2 separate regions of the Homo sapiens genome follow, and region 1 is linked to region 2. Evidence: chromatin contacts called from ENCODE Hi-C or POLR2A ChIA-PET data. All regions are on one chromosome and are shown on one strand. The core of a region is the stretch at or near the end of the contact, and the rest is flanking DNA. Distances in the headings are between cores, read along the strand shown. Region 1 overlaps BABAM2 (BRISC and BRCA1 A complex member 2). Region 2 overlaps BABAM2 (BRISC and BRCA1 A complex member 2).

Region 1 (5,071 bases), core at 2,529-5,028, 100 kb before region 2:
CTACACTTTATCTGCACCTTGGAGGTCACAGCCTCTATTGGTCACATATGGTAACTTTATGATTAACAGCATTTTGAGAGATCCTACAGGAACAATCATTGAAGCGGCACTTATTGAGCACCTGTTATAATAACTTACAACAAGAATATACCAAAAAAAGCTAATAGTAATAATAACACTTTGTATTACTTGACTCCATATTTACTTAACTCTCTGTTTCCCACACAAGATCTAATTTAATCTTTGTGTCAAGGTCCAGACAACAATGTAGTTATCTCCAGGAAAGTGACACATGGAAAAACCTAGAGTCACACAAAAAGAACGGGTGGCAGAATGAAAACCCAAAGCTCCTGCCCCCTAGATCACTCTCCCTCTCCAACACATCTTCAAATGGCCTCTGTGTAGAGGAGCTCACACTCAAACATTGCTCAGATACTTTCCCTTTGCACATGATATTGCAGCACGATGACATGAGGGAAGCTTAAGACATTAACTCAAGTGAGGAGATACCATAAAATGGCTCCTTTCTTTTCTCCACAATATTTTTAATGTTGCCAGAGCTTAATGGATAAGCCAAAGATTTTTAAAACCTTACTAGGATTTGGGTCAGATACAAGCAAAAAAGGTAATTGTCTCACATCCCCATTATAAAAGCATAAATCATTATTAAGGAAAAAATATGTTGCTTAAAAAACTGTTTTCTCTCACAGATCACCCATTGATGATTTTTATATGTAAACTATATGGTTTTGGAATACCTCAAAACTTACATTTCATATCTCAAAAAAAAAAACACTTTAATCAAAATGTTAGGTATGATAAGCCAACTTTAAGTTCTGGAAATCAAAACAAATCAAAATAAAATTCACAAATTTGCTTATTGTGCTTTGTTGCAATTAATAAACACTGTGTTTGAATATCTGTCCTCTCCAAAACTCATGCTGAAATTTAACCCCCAATGTGGCAGTATTAAGAGGTGGGGCCTTTCATGGGTTACTGGGTTAATGGATTCATGGGTTATCATAAGAGGGGAACTGGCGGCTTTACAAGAAGAGAGAGATTGACCTAAGCGAGCATGCTAGCATGCTTAGCCCTCTCGCCATGTGATGCCTTGCACCATCTCAGGACTCTGCACAGAGTCCCCAATATCAAGAAGGCTCTTATCAGATGCAGCCTCTCAACCTAGGACTTCTCAACTTCTATAACTGTAAGGAATAAATTCCTTTTCTTTATAAGTTATTAGTTTCGGGTATTCTGTTGTAAGCAACAGAAAATGGACTAAGACACACTGGTTCTTCTGATACACACATCCATGACAAAAATGTTAACAAGGCAATATAAAATAGAGATAATAAATAATAATAATAGTGGCAATATAAAATGAAACCTTAGGATTTACCCATTGAGAAAATGTATGATGTATCTTTTTTTGATATATCAAAACAGGATATATACTTTCAATAGCAGTTCTTACATTATGGGAATTCGTCACTTTAAAATTATGATCTTAAAAATAGCTCTGCTCAAACGGGTAGCAGTAGAGATCTTTGTGGTAATGGAATATCTGCATCTTGATTTCAATAGTGATTACAGGAAATTACGTGTGTGATGAAGTGGCACAGAACTATACACATACATTGTACCAATGTCAATTTCCTGGTTTCTGTATTTTTTTATAGTTACAGAAAATCGAACCACTGGGGGAAACTGAGTGAAGGATACTCAGGATCTCTACTTTGCAACTTCCTATATATCTATAATTATTTCAAAATGAAAATGTTTACAAAATATAAAATAAATACACTTTTAAAAAATGACTCCGAGCATGCAGGCAGAAAAGTCTTCTTCATTCTTAACATTAAGCTTGCATCCCAATATGCATCTGTTTTCACCTGTTTAGAGAAACAGGGGTTTCCTAAACATTATAGTTTTATAATTATTATTACTATTTCTTAAACATTATAAAACCAGCATAGACAAGGACTACAATGTCTAAAAATCATTAAAAGAGATGAGCAAAGCAATAAGGAGAAACAATTTGGTAAAAATACAACGGTAAAGAATTAGACAATAAAGAATGGGTTTTTTTTGGTTAATGTTTACTTTCAAATGTGTGCTTGCTCAAACTTCTAAATGGAGGTTCAGGGGGCAGGGAGAAGAGTGTCTGCATAGGGTGGGGAGAATAGTGTATTTCAAATTCGCAGACTTGTCGGAAGACTGATAGTAAATCAGAGCCCTTTTCCTCTTCTACATGGTAACATTTTCCTCATGCCAGCTGATAGTAAAAGGAAGAAGCATATCAGGTTTTTCAAAGCCTCATACTTTTAGAGCAGGAATGTTTTTAAGAATATAAATGTATGTGGCAGAAAGAAAAATTCAGTGATGACAACAGTAAAGACCATCCTCTCTAACAGATACAGACCTGCATAATGCAAAGGGATTAAATAATCATTCCTAGTCTTAGATTCTTTATAGCAAGCATTTATCAGATGGACTACTTGGACCAGAAAAAACTAAAATACTTGAATTTCCATTCAGATCAGGAAGAACCTATTGATTCTTATAATGTTTCATTTAGAGAATATACTATTTTCATGTTTTAATTAAAAAATATCCATTTATTTCATACAAAAATGTCCTCATGCTGCAAAATGCCACTAAGACATAATAGATGTGTTTTACTGATCAGTAAGCCAGTTGAATATATGCTTACAATTCTATTCCCCATATATGTCATGTCCCTAAGTTTTCCCCAGTCATACAACCCACTGAACATCTCTCTTGAGAGAGCCATCTACGTCCACCTTCCTTCAGGGTCTAGCTCAGTTGGCCAGTAAAGGCTTTCCTTGGTTACTCCCTTCCTCAGTGATTGTCTCTTCTGCTGAATGCTCACACAGCCTGTATATTCCATTTGAGATGTAATCTATCCAGTATTGTTCAAATTCCTCTTTTAGAGATACAGATTAAACCTTCCAAATTGGATTTTAACAGTCTCAGGAGCCAAGGCCATATCTGATCTACTTTATTTTTTTTTAACCCAAAACCTAGCATAGTAGACTTTCCATAAATCTATTAGTCCCATACTGGCTGAGCCCTACTAAAGTGCATCTTGTTAGTTTGGTGCAGCATTCCAGCACACAAAAATAATTTTTAATGTTGATTCTGTAATCTTGCACAATAGCTATCTTTTCAAGCTCTGTGCTAGCAGAAAAAAGAAATGCATACTTTGTATGGGTTCATTCAAGTCCCTAACAAAACCCTTAACAAGACGGGGTCAAAGGAAAAGCCCTGTGACATTCCACGAAACACCTGAGGCTGGTAAGAGTTATACCCAAACTTTTAGGTGGAACGCTTCCACAGATCCCAACAACTAAGAAAGGAGCATAAGTCAGTGGAATCCTAAGAGAGAATGACCAAGTGCCTCGCTGAAAATGAGATCATCTAAGTTTATGATACTACCCTTCCTTAAAGAAGTAAACTAAGTTTGTCATGACAGTTTCCCAGTTACCCAACTATTTTTCCAATTGACTACTGCATTTTTATTTTAATGTTTGCAAATCATCTACTTAAAGATCTGAACTTAATTTCTTTAAAAATCTCCAGGATGTTGTTATTTATAACAGTCTTCTAGGATCTTTCTGCTTCTCTAAAATTTCTCAAAGATAATGTCCCAGAGAGCATATCTGCAAGTTTCTTTAGTACCCTGAAACGGTTTCCTTTAGAGCTTCCAGAAGGCATGCAGCCTTGCCAACCCCTTGATTTTGGCCAAGGGAGACCCATTTTGGACTTCCGCCCTCCAGAACTATGACATAATAAGTCTGTGTTGTCCTAAGCCACCAAGTTTGTGGTAATTTTTACAGCAGCAATAGGAAACTAATACAGTCCCTGATTCAAAAAAATCTTGGCTCAAAATCAAGCTCCTTTCTTTCTGCCAGGGTCCAGTGTTTATCTCCAGACTCTTGGTCTATATTTTTCCTCCATTAGCAGGCTGTCCTTTAATATTCCTGAACCCTCATGCCAAGCTCTAATTTGTTCATCCCTCAAGACTCACTTTTATACCCTGTTTCTTGATCTTCCCTGATTCCAACTCATAGTTTTACTTCTACAGACTCAGCTACCATTTCTACTAGGCCTTCCCTAGGCCTGGTCTGCTGTAAGCTTTGCCTTGTTACAGGATTCTCAGTTTCTTTACTTCACTTGAATCCATAACCATTGCCCTAATGTTTACAAACTACTTAACATCAAATCAAAATAAACTGAGATAAGTGTAGCAGTAGTAGGTTTTGTAAGTAAAGAAAGGAATATCGGTAACATTAAACAGAAAGTTTAAAAAATACTATAAATACAAACTATCTGCTTGAAATGAATTTAAACTTCTACACCTAGATGAACTACAACTCAAGTATTAGCTGAGCCACTGAATAACATTTTGAAAATTATTAGGTAACAAACGGTGCCATAAAACTGGATTATATTCAAATTCACTATTATTATTAAAAAAGGGGGAATGAGACAGGAAGGCAAATTCTAAAAACCAAAGACTGGTTAGTTTGACAGCGATTCCTGTTTTCAGATGAGCCTGTCAGCACTAAAGACAACACATGTTCACCAAGAATTAACCTAACACCCATTTATGTAAGGACAATTAAGTTGATTATTTAATAGGAAAATGCTGGGGATAGAGGCTAAATTAAGTTCAACAAAGTTTTCCTTATGAGCCATATAAACATATTAACATTTCAAAACAATCCATAGTTTAAGTCTGAACCATGCACTGTTGATGGGAATGTAAAATAGTGCAGCCCTTAAGGAAACAGTATGGAAATTCCTCAAAAAATTAAAAATAGGATTATATATAATCTAGCAATCCCACTTGTAGGTATATATCCCAAAGAACTCAAAGCAGAATCTCAAAGAGATAGTTGCACACCTATGTTCAATGTAGCATGATTCACAATAGCCAAGAGGTAGAAGCAACCCAAATGTTCACTGATGGATGAATGGATAAGTAAAATATGGTAAATACACTCAATTGAACACTATGCAGCCTTAAAAAGGAAGGAAATCCTAT
Region 2 (4,556 bases), core at 448-2,947:
TATAGGCAAGGCACAGAAGACAACTACAGATTTAGAACGGACAGTAAGTTAACAATCTTGAAAATGCAAAAGGAAAATAACCAAAGACAAAAGCTGGGAGGTGAAGGAAGAGGAATTGAAGGAAGGGCAGGGGCTAATATATTCATCTCATAAAATGCAGAGGCAAAAGACACAGTATCTATGGTTAATGTAAAACTAAAGAATATACTACCCTAAGTATTCACCATTCTTGCTTAGAGATTGTCCTTAAGTAATAACGAAGCTAACTGTGTACCAGGTACCAGGTACTTACTAAGAATTCTTAGGGGTTATTCATTAACTGTGTAATACAATGTCTAAAGTGATCCATTAAAAAAAGTAAGTAAAAATTTTTAAGCTACAGGGTAACCAACACAGGAACCAATAATGGTGATATAACTACATTAAGAAGGAAAAGAAAACAGAGTTAAGGGGCATAGGGAAAACAGGCTGATGCTTCATGTATCAGCGCAGGAAGTCAAAAGATAACAATGTCTAAAACTGATAAGGCAAGAAACGGAGGCAAAAGTATATTATTTAAAGATATGGAGATCATCCCCAGAGAGCTAAACTGAAAATTTTTAGAATCTGCAAGTGATTCTCTCAGGAAACTGGACTGGGAGAGAAGACTACTGGTTTCATGTATCAAAAAATTCCAGTACTTTTACGTTTTTAACCACATGAATTATTTACTTTGATCATTTCTTTTAAATTTAGTTAATAATTTTTTCAAAAAAAAAGTAGTCGAATCTGTCCTACTACTTCAGACAGGTAAAATTATTTTATATTTTAATGGTTTCCAGAAAATGGTCTAATAATGCAAGGCTGACAAGTCAGCATGTCCAACATTTCTCATTTAATCTTGCATTTGATAAATTAGTATCAAGTGATTCTACAGAATATAGTACTAAGAATACAAAATACTATACAGAGACATGGCCCCTCCTGGCATGTAATGGTAAAACACACTGGTCCAATGGTCAAAAAGCGGTTTACCCATCTGTTCCATGTTTAATATCCATGTACTTTATTTTTCTTTTTAGGAATAGGAAAAACCTTAATAGGCTGTTCACCACAAGAATAGGTTCAAGAGAGAAAATTCCTGGTGAGATTACCAACACTAACCAACCAAAGCCACTGTGATTTCCACACTAGGCTAGAGGTTCAGTATTGGTAATAGTGACAGAGAAAAGCTGATACAGTCTAGAGGGCTGCTGTAGCTGATGGGCTAAGTCCAATGACAGATCTTCCATACTATCCATCCAAGATCAATAACTTATGGTCCAGGAACTCAAGCCAGCCCACAGACACATTCAGTTTAGCCTGCATAATATTGGCCAACTCCATGTTTTTAATTTTGAAAAAGTAGCAACATCTAAAACTGACAGAATTCAGGTAAAACTTCAGACGTCCACCTTCTCTCAATAAATCAGTAAAGGTAACTCCCCTTAAGTGACAGGGCGTCCCAGTTTGCCACACCTAGCCTGTTTCCCTCACTATATTACCAATCTAGCCCTTGTAGACCGTTTGTATCTCTGATCCTTGCTATAAAGGAGATAACATGTTGATATGCCTAAGCCATGCCAAGAGTTTTTGAGGTAGGACTCTTACACTTCGGTAACAACAGGAGATAAATCAGTGACAAGTCGTGGCGCAGCGGTTCCACAGGGGGGTTAGCAGCAGTGATGGACAGCAGCCACTCCTACCTAAAAACTGTTTCGAAATGGCCAGGTATTCTAAAGCAGTGGACTCTTTATTGAGTATTACGTAAAAGCCGCCTATAGAGAAAAAAACACATAAAAATTACCGGGCATGCCTAAATATTAGGAATTTCTGTGCATGCCTATTTAACCACAACGTATTCCCTGCCAACTGCCTTACTTTTAATCAAACTAGAATTGAATGGCAGATAAGAAAAGTGGTAAATGCTAGTGAACAATATCTTAGGAGATAACAACTAACAGCCGGAAATGAAAACTAAAGCACAAAGTCCAATAGCTGACACTGTAACCTACATTTTGAGTAAAATAGTCATCATTTACTTACACTTTAATGTCTCTCCAGCATATGGTATGTGCAGTTTAAATCGGTCACAGTTGGGCCCAGGAGTCAATGATGTGCAGCTTTAAAAAATGCAGAAACAGAAGAAAGAAAAGATTTTTTAAAAACAAACTTTAAAAACCCACATGTTTATGATACTAAACAAAACAGGATCTTTATACAAAACAGATTAAAACACTGGCTTACAGAACAAAATAAAAGCCTTTAATAGTCATGGAAGCCAAGACATGAAGACTCGTCCTAAAACAAATAATTCATTTATTTCACAATAAAACTTACATGTGTTCTAACGACAAACATCAACAGTGTGCTTCAACTACTTTTCTCAAAGAGGCATATCTCGACTTTTAAAATTAGGTATATTATCCAAAACACATGTCTATTCTTATGCCAAGAACTGTAAAATAAGAATAGTTTTATGATCATATTTTAAATATGGACTCTTAGCTTTCATTCTGTTAGTACAAAAAAGAGCCCACTTTTAGCCTTTTTCTGGTACCAGATGGTTTTCTTTCCTTCCACAAAGGTTCAGTGCTTCCTTTAGATTTGGCACACCATAACTTTCATCTGCAGGAAAGCACAATGCATACTCAATTTCAAGTAAAATGCAAATTTAAAAGGTGGGGGGTAGTTATCCAGGTCTCAACAGTTTGGTATTTTCTTTTTGTTTTGTTTTTCAAGACAAGGTCTCACTCTGTAGCCCAGGCTGGAGTGCATTGGTGCAATCTCTGCTCACTGCAGCCTCAATCTCTCAGGCTCAAGCTCCTCCCACTTCAGCTTCCCAAGCAGCTGGGACCACAGGTGCACACCACCACACCTGGCTTTTTTTTTTTTTTTTTTTTAAGAGAGGAGGTCTCACTATGTTACCCAGGGTGGTCTCGAACTCCTGGGCTCAAGTGATCCTCCTCCCACCTAGCCTCCCAAAGTGTCAGGATCACAGGCATGAGCCACTGCACCTGGCCTGGTTTTTTTTTTTTTAATCTATTATTTCACAAAGTTATACAATGTTTCTTGCTCTTCACAGATCTGCTGTACAAGATAATTTTTATCTTAGAAGTCATAAGTTCAACTGCATAACAGCTGCATGGGCTTCATAAGTTAATAAAATATTAATATGAAGTCAATTGAGAAAGTAATATGTCTTCATTTTGTTTTAAAAAGATGAGAGTTTTAATTTACAAACGAAAGCAAGGAGGCTAATTTTCTTTCATAATTCCAAAACTGGCTGTGAAGCAATTCTAAAAAAGAACCTATAAAAGTAATTTAACGGATGGATGCATAGTTGAAATAAATGTACAACTTCCCTACATGGCAACTTGGAAGGGCAAGAGTCATTTAAAAATAAATTCAAAAAATTTTGGCTTTAAGTAACTCAGACCCCACGTTAAAGATTTACTATTACTTTTCCCCAAAACGATTTGAATGTGAAAAAGAACCAGACAGTGGCCAGGCGCAGTGGCTCACACCTATAATCCCAGCACTTTGGGAGGCCAAGGCAGGCAAATCACTGGAGGTCAGGAGTTCAAGACCAGCCTGGCCAACATGGTGAAACCCCATCTTTACTAAAAATTCAAAAATTAGGCCAGGCGCGGTGGCTCACATCTGTAATCCCAGCCCTTTGGGAGGCTGAGGCAGGCGGATCACGAGGTCACGAGATGGAGACCATCCTGGCCAACATGGTGAAACCCTGTCTCCACTAAAAATACAAAAATTAGCTGGGCATGGTGGCACGCACCTGTAGTCTCAGCTACTCACTTGGGAGGCTAACTCAGGCGAATTGCTTGAACACGGGAGGCGGAGGTTGCAGTGAGCCGAGATCCTGCCACTGCACTCCAGCCTGGGCACAGAGCAAGACTCCATCTCAAAAAATAAAAAATAAAAAAATAACCAGGCATGGTGGCAGGCACCTGTAATCCCAGCTACTCAGAAGGCTGAGGCAGGAGAATCGTTTGAACCTGGGAGGTGGAGGCTGCAGTGAGCCAAGACTGCACCACTTTGCTCCAGCCTGGGTGACAGAGTGAGACTCTGTATCAAAAAAGAAAAAAAAAAAAAAAACAGAAACTTTAACAAGGGTATGTTTAACATAAATCACTAAGTTGATTATTCCTCATTATCTTCAGGGGTCAATAAAAATACCAGTTTATAAACTAAACAACTAAGTTGCACCAGTAATTGAATGGTAACAAATTTTTATATTTCACAGGTTTTAAGAATACTTTCTCATTTTCCTTTCAATATAAAAAAAATTTCTCAGAGTACATTTTAGAGGCATCATATTTCCCTTTTAGTGTAATCTTTTCTACCCCACAACACAGTAGTTATTTTAAAAGACTACAGAAAACACATAAATTCTAGCATTATGAAGTACAATCTAATGACGGTAATGAGCATCATGTCATTATGAGCATGCTGTTATGAGCCCTATAACCAACACTAAGATTTTTCCTTTTCTATTGCATTCAACTGCAATGCTTTAA

The links. Hi-C counts contacts between places; a loop is a spot of excess contacts on that map. ChIA-PET counts read pairs that join two places held with the same protein, here RNA polymerase II (POLR2A).
Region 1: a loop to region 2 is called in a map of astrocyte of the cerebellum, with 2.8 times the contacts of the local background. The contact joins two enhancer-like sites. A Hi-C loop is called at or near these places in 1 of 168 maps with a recorded cell type or tissue (astrocyte of the cerebellum). POLR2A ChIA-PET finds 5 or more read pairs at or near these places in 4 of 52 experiments (Caco-2, WTC11, activated CD4-positive, alpha-beta T cell and 1 more).

What each region holds. Positions count from the first base shown.
Region 1 is chr2:28,029,523-28,034,593 of GRCh38, reverse strand. The region is part of intron 5 of BABAM2 (BRISC and BRCA1 A complex member 2); the gene reads right to left. Among named protein-coding and RNA genes, the nearest start is that of MIR4263, 36 kb to the right of the region's middle. Within about 2 kb of position 3,778, at least 2 of the 41 ENCODE cell types and tissues checked have a DNase peak (open chromatin) inside an H3K27ac peak, as active enhancers do.
Region 2 is chr2:27,927,417-27,931,972 of GRCh38, reverse strand. It overlaps BABAM2 (BRISC and BRCA1 A complex member 2), which reads right to left. Exons shown (of 12, transcript NM_199191.3): 3 at 2,065-2,141. Among named protein-coding and RNA genes, the nearest start is that of BABAM2-AS1, 39 kb to the right of the region's middle. Within about 2 kb of position 1,697, at least 2 of the 41 ENCODE cell types and tissues checked have a DNase peak (open chromatin) inside an H3K27ac peak, as active enhancers do.